2 separate regions of the Homo sapiens genome follow, and region 1 is linked to region 2. Evidence: chromatin contacts called from ENCODE Hi-C or POLR2A ChIA-PET data. All regions are on one chromosome and are shown on one strand. The core of a region is the stretch at or near the end of the contact, and the rest is flanking DNA. Distances in the headings are between cores, read along the strand shown. Region 1 overlaps VAV2 (vav guanine nucleotide exchange factor 2). Region 2 overlaps VAV2 (vav guanine nucleotide exchange factor 2).

What was found. A loop is a pair of places that touch in the nucleus more often than their neighbours do. ChIA-PET counts read pairs that join two places held with the same protein, here RNA polymerase II (POLR2A). Pooled maps may share reads with other maps.
Region 1: a loop to region 2 is called in a map of G401, with 2.5 times the contacts of the local background. The contact joins two enhancer-like sites. A Hi-C loop is called at or near these places in 1 of 168 maps with a recorded cell type or tissue (G401) and 3 of 50 pooled maps. POLR2A ChIA-PET finds 5 or more read pairs at or near these places in 4 of 52 experiments (WTC11, activated B cell, activated CD4-positive, alpha-beta T cell and 1 more).

Annotation. Positions count from the first base shown.
Region 1 is chr9:133,970,982-133,973,681 of GRCh38, reverse strand. All of the region lies in intron 1 of VAV2 (vav guanine nucleotide exchange factor 2), which reads left to right. Among named protein-coding and RNA genes, the nearest start is that of VAV2, 20 kb to the left of the region's middle. RefSeq lists enhancers at 1-6, 1,769-1,828, 1,869-2,700. Within about 2 kb of position 1,426, at least 4 of the 41 ENCODE cell types and tissues checked have a DNase peak (open chromatin) inside an H3K27ac peak, as active enhancers do.
Region 2 is chr9:133,820,881-133,823,580 of GRCh38, reverse strand. The region is part of intron 4 of VAV2 (vav guanine nucleotide exchange factor 2); the gene reads left to right. Among named protein-coding and RNA genes, the nearest start is that of SARDH, 84 kb to the right of the region's middle. RefSeq lists enhancers at 378-467, 808-857. Within about 2 kb of position 1,265, at least 3 of the 41 ENCODE cell types and tissues checked have a DNase peak (open chromatin) inside an H3K27ac peak, as active enhancers do.

The sequences.
Region 1 (2,700 bases), core at 177-2,676, 150 kb before region 2:
TCCTCACCTGCCACCTTGATCACTGGAATTGGGAGGGAGAGTGTCGTGTTATTTTGAAGTCATCTTCCTTCTCTGTAGGGCGTGCGTGGGTTGGGCACTGTCAGCTCGTCTGCGCCAGCTTCTTTGGGTCTCCTTCCTCTCTGGGAGTGGTTTTCTGCACCGCTGCCCTTTGCAGATGGCCTTCCGGGGAGAGCCCACCTCCAGGGTCAGGACCAGAGGCCAGCGGCATAGGGATGCCGGGGTGACAGGATAACTCTCCAGTCCTGCCCGGGGGTCATGGGAGGGAGGCTGATGTTACCATACACCAGAAGAAGCCTGTTCTTTCCTGGTTGTGGGACTTTGGCACGTTTCTGAACTCCGAGTTTCGCGGTACAGCGCCAGTTTTTCCTGTGCAGAGTGGGTGTGAGGATGCAGGGGGTTGACGCTCTGGGCGGGCTGAGCGCTGGGCCAGGCGGGCCAGATGCCAGACAGATGGTGGCATTGAGGTCTCTTCAACTGTGTGCAGACAGGGGGGCTTGCAGATCCCCTGTGCCCATGGACCTTCCTTGGGCCCTCCGTGGCACTGGGTCTTCACTGCCCGCTGCCTTGGTACCAAGGCAGGGCTCCCTGGGGATTCCTTACCGTTCCCATCTCTCTCCAGGAGGGAGGCTGGTTGGTGTTCCAGGCAACGGCTTCCCCAGTGCCCTCCTCCTCCGCCTCCCACCCTTCCCTTAGCATCTTCAAAGTGGTGATGGGGAGCTTCTCCATGGACTTGTGAGACACCCCTCATCATGGGAGTAGCCAGTGCCTAACTCAGGTTAAGTGATGAAGGAAGATGGGTCCAGTGGGCACGTGAGATCTCGGGCCACCTGCATCATGCCTGGGCCTTGGTTGCCTCATCTGTAAAGTGGGGCCATCATTTCTGCCTGACGCCTCCAGGAGTGGGTGGGAGGAGGGCTTGGGCGGGTGTCTGCAGTCAGGTTCCCCTCGCTGGAGTGAGTGGCAAGAGCCTCCGCTGCCTTCGGATCTGCTTTGTGAGGACTCTTGCGGGAGGCCCTGCCGATGACTCTGACTGTCTGTGCTCCATGCTCTGGGTGACAAGTTCCCTCTTCTGTTTCTTAAGGAGATGTTTCTCAGGGGGGCTCAGGCTTGCAGGAGGCGGGCCGCCCCTCGGCTACATGTGTCTGCGGGAGCCAGCGGCAAAGAGTGTTTGCCTTTAATAATGACATGGGCTCTCCGCTGCTTTCTTTGGGTGAATCTCCATTTTTCTGCATTAGCTAATGACGCAGTGTGTTCCTGGAGCCTCCCCCACCCCTGCCCTGCCCCAGCATCGCAGCGCCTGGGCTGCAAGCCTGGAGATGTTCTTAGAGAAGGGTCGGACGGACGGGTGCCCAGCAATTCCTGACTGTTTAGTTAGCGGGAGCTGAGGGGCGTGCCCGCTGAGGACAGGTGCCTTATCTGGGAGTGAAAAACCACGTCAATAAATCCAGGCCATAAACCTCACCTTTCGAAGCAGTCATGTGTGTGTTTTATGGGTTGGCTGATCTGTGCGGCCCGAATTCTTGGCAGCATGAATTCTTGGGACTTTGGGGTGTGTGTGGGTGTGTGTGGCTATGGATGAATCAGAATGGCCTTTGGGGACAGGAATTGGGGCTTGGTCTGCATCCGCGCTGTGTGACCTGGGGCAGAAGACTTCCCTTCTGTGCCTATCTGCATCTCTGGTGAATCCGGGCCATGCCGTCCACTTCCTTGAGGTTGTTTTCTGCCCTTTGAAGTGACCAAGGGCTCGGGGATCTGCAGCCCCAGGGGCCTTTTTTGCCTGCAGAGGTCTGTGCACTCTACGGGGATGCTGTTGGACCAGGAGTTGCCCTTTCTGTTGGGGGAAGCCCTGGCCGCCTCCCCATTGTGATTCAGGACCCGGGTGGTGCAGGTGGCCCCAGGCTGTGGGTTTTGTTGACAGCTGGGGACCCGTGACTGGCTCAGCCCACACCCTGGACCAGCTCCTGGGGCCCCTGTCCTGCCCTGCTCCTTCCCACGCTGGCCTTGACCCTTCATGTCAGCAGCCTCCACATGCTGGCCATGGTTGTCCTTTGCAGTATGAAATGGGTGGCCTGGGCAGGAGGCCAGTGTCACAGTCACGACTCACCTCCCCAGTGGAGCAGCTCAGGCCCCCCAGCCTTTCTCTGGTGTTGCCGTCTGGTGGCCTGGGAGGGGTGGGCTGGCTCCTGGGCTGCCCCTCTGTGTGTGTGTGGGCCGTGGGCCTGGCCAGGACAGTTTCTAGGCTAGAGAGTCATTGGCGTAGAACATGTGGCCCCCTCCTGGGTTCCTGGGGCACAGTGGAGTCACCGGTCCCACGGTGCCTGCTTGCGGCTGCCCCTGGGCTGCCGTGGCGACCCAGATGGTGACGATCAGGATCAGTTAAACACCGAGGGGCCAAGTGGGTCTGACCCCCAGAGGGCTTTCCCTGCCCCCGACAGGCCTCACAGCAGCAGTTACGACTGTTCCATCTGCAAGCTTTGGAGACTGAGGGTCAGAGGGCACACGGACTCTGCCTGACTTCGTTGGGGGAAGCGATGGTGGGAGTGGAACCCGGGGCTTCCCGGTCCAGACCTTGGTGTCCCCACTCCCCGCAGGAGGCACCGCGGGCTCCTGAGATACTGTGACTTGCACCTGTAATATATATATATTTTTTATTTCAAAAAGGAAAAGATAGAATTTTCA
Region 2 (2,700 bases), core at 16-2,515:
AACTCCAGGAAGAGGAAGACTTCTCCCTTTTGACGTTATTTCCCTTGTATTCAGCGTAGATCTGACTGACACACAGTGGCACTTAAGAAATATTGCTCTAAAATGAACAAGCGTCACATGCTGGGTTTTATTGTAGAAGTCCCATCACGTACGTAGTATCTCCTATATCGATTGCCCAACTCCTATTCATTCTACAAAACCCAACCCACAGGTCACCTTCTCTAAGAGGCAGCCCCCAACCCTACCAGGCTGAATTGAAGTTCACCTTCACCAGATGCTTAGAAAGGACAGCAGGACAGTCTCTGCCACCAACTTTCCCTTGTCTTCCTGCTTCTGTTTCTCACTGCTGAGATAAACGCTCCATAAGGGTCATTCATAAAGGAGCAGAGCACAGAGAGGACACCTAACTAGGCCTGGGCCTGGTTCACTGTGGTAGGAGGAAGGGCTGGGGATAATGAGGTCCCGAGAGCATTCACGATTCCCATACTGGAGGATCTGAGCCATAGGTCCATACGCTGTTCGACAATCCCTGCTCCTGTCCCCTGAGAGCCAGGCCCTGGGCTTTGCCGCTTCATCTCAGCCCTCACAACTCTGCAAGGTGGGTGCTCCAGCCCCCATTTTGCAGTTGCACAAATTAAGGCTCAGAGAGGGTAGGTGACTTGCCGGAGGTCACACAGCATGCCTCACATAGCAGAGGGGGAAATGAAACCCTGTGCTGTGGCCCGGGACATTCCCCTGGGCCTAGTCCTTGTGACCTGGCCCAGGGGCTGTTCTTTTTTGGTTCCTGAATATTTTTAGATGGTGGGAGGCTCTTTTACTGCTTAGAAAGAAGCCCCCAAAAAGAGGGAGTTACGGCCAGGAGGGACAGTCCGGTGGACGGGTCTCCTTCCGGGAATCTGGTAGCTGGGGCCTGTGCAGGTACCCGCCTATGTGGCTTGGCGAGCTGGGTGACTCTCATGCCCTCTCTGAGCCCTGGTTTCCCCACCTGTAGAAAAAGCAAGGCCTCCCTCCCTCATGGGTCGTGGTGAGGGTCTGCCAGGGCGTGTGAGAACAAGCTCCCTGATGTGTAAAGCGGTTCTTGTCTGTCTGTCTGTCTATCTCTCCGTCCGTCCTTCCCCACATGCACACCATCCAGTTCCCAGCCGGCTTCTTCAGAGGCTCGATGCGCCTTCTCTCTGCTGCCCCCACCCCAGTCCCCTGGGGATGAAGCACCCTGAGGTGTGGACGGAGGTCAGGAAACATCCGACTCGGTTTCCTAGTAACACACTAATGGCAGCTTGGTACCCTGCTTGGCAGCATCAGACAGCCCGGGGCCAGTGCGGCGCATCCCAGCCTGTCAGCAACACTATTTTATGTCCGCCGTAAACACACAGGCTCACCAGGGGCAGAAAGCAGAGTTTGTTGGTTTTCTTTTGATTTTCTGTGGGCGGCGGGGGCAATGGCCTCTGAGCAGCTGCCTTTCTGTAACAGAATCGGGGCAGGTGGGCGAGGTTGTTGGGCTGGGGCCTCAGGGTCTCGGGCAGAAGGTGAAGGTGGCAGGTTTTGCCGTCCCTGGAGAGCTACAGCCGTGCTCGGGGCCCCTCCTGGAAGATTTCAAGCTATTGTGAGGACAAAAATAATGGTCGGGATTTAGCATCTGTCAGCGCAGCTGACTCCCAGAAAACAGCAGGAGTGAAAGGATGAGACGGGGCAGGAAGGAAGGAGGGGTGGTCACTGGCCTGGGGTGGAGGGAGCTGGGCTGGGGCCCAGGTCTGGCCGTGGAGGCCCATTCACGTCTGGGCTTCCACATTCCTGCCTGGCCATCTCGGGCCTCCTCATGGACCACTGGACAGAGAAGAATGATCCCTGAAACCCACAAAAGCAACACAGCTGAGCAGGAACTAACGCAGCACCAACCCCCATCCAACTTTTTAGTCTCCTAGGTTTTAAAAAATCTGTCATTTTTAATGCTGACCACACTATGTGTTGAGACCGGCCCCTGTGCTAAATGCCGTCTCATTGAATGAGCCCCTCCTTTCGCCCTCTGGGGTGATAGGCCATGCTCCCACTTATTGAGCACCTACTGTATGCTCAGCCTCTACTGGTCTTGTACATGATGGCTGATCCTTGGAACTGTCACTCTCCTGTTGCAGATGGGAAACCGAAGCTTAGGTTATCCTGGTTGCAGTTACAGAGCTAGAAACAGGAAGGGCTACAAAGACAACCCTAGTTTCCCTCGCTGCCTCCCCTCCAGGGGCTCAGGAGCGACAGTCAAGTTCCTGCCAACAAGAGACCCACTGCGGCCCGCCTGTTCCGAAGTGATGAGGACTGGCCTGCTCTGTGGACCAGACACTGGTGTGGCATGGGTGTGGAGTTTTTCCACGAAGTATAGCCTCTGATGACACGGAGCCTCCACACGCTTCTTTCTAGCCGAGACACTGATGTGAAAAGGATCAGTGTGTGACACAGCAGCCTGCCACAGAGCCACAGGAGAGTGATGTAATTGTGCCACGGAGATTCCAGAGCCACTTGCAGACGTGGCAGGGCCTTGAGGTGCTTTTCAAGGACTGGGGGAGAGTGGGCTGGGTCCAGAGGGAAGGCACGACAGCCCGGCCCCTCCCCTGTGGGATTGCGTGGAGGGCCATGTGGGGCTGGCGCTCTGGTTCCGTGTGCCGCGTCTTCGCTGAGTTCTCGTCAAGCTCATGTCTAGTGAGAACGCTG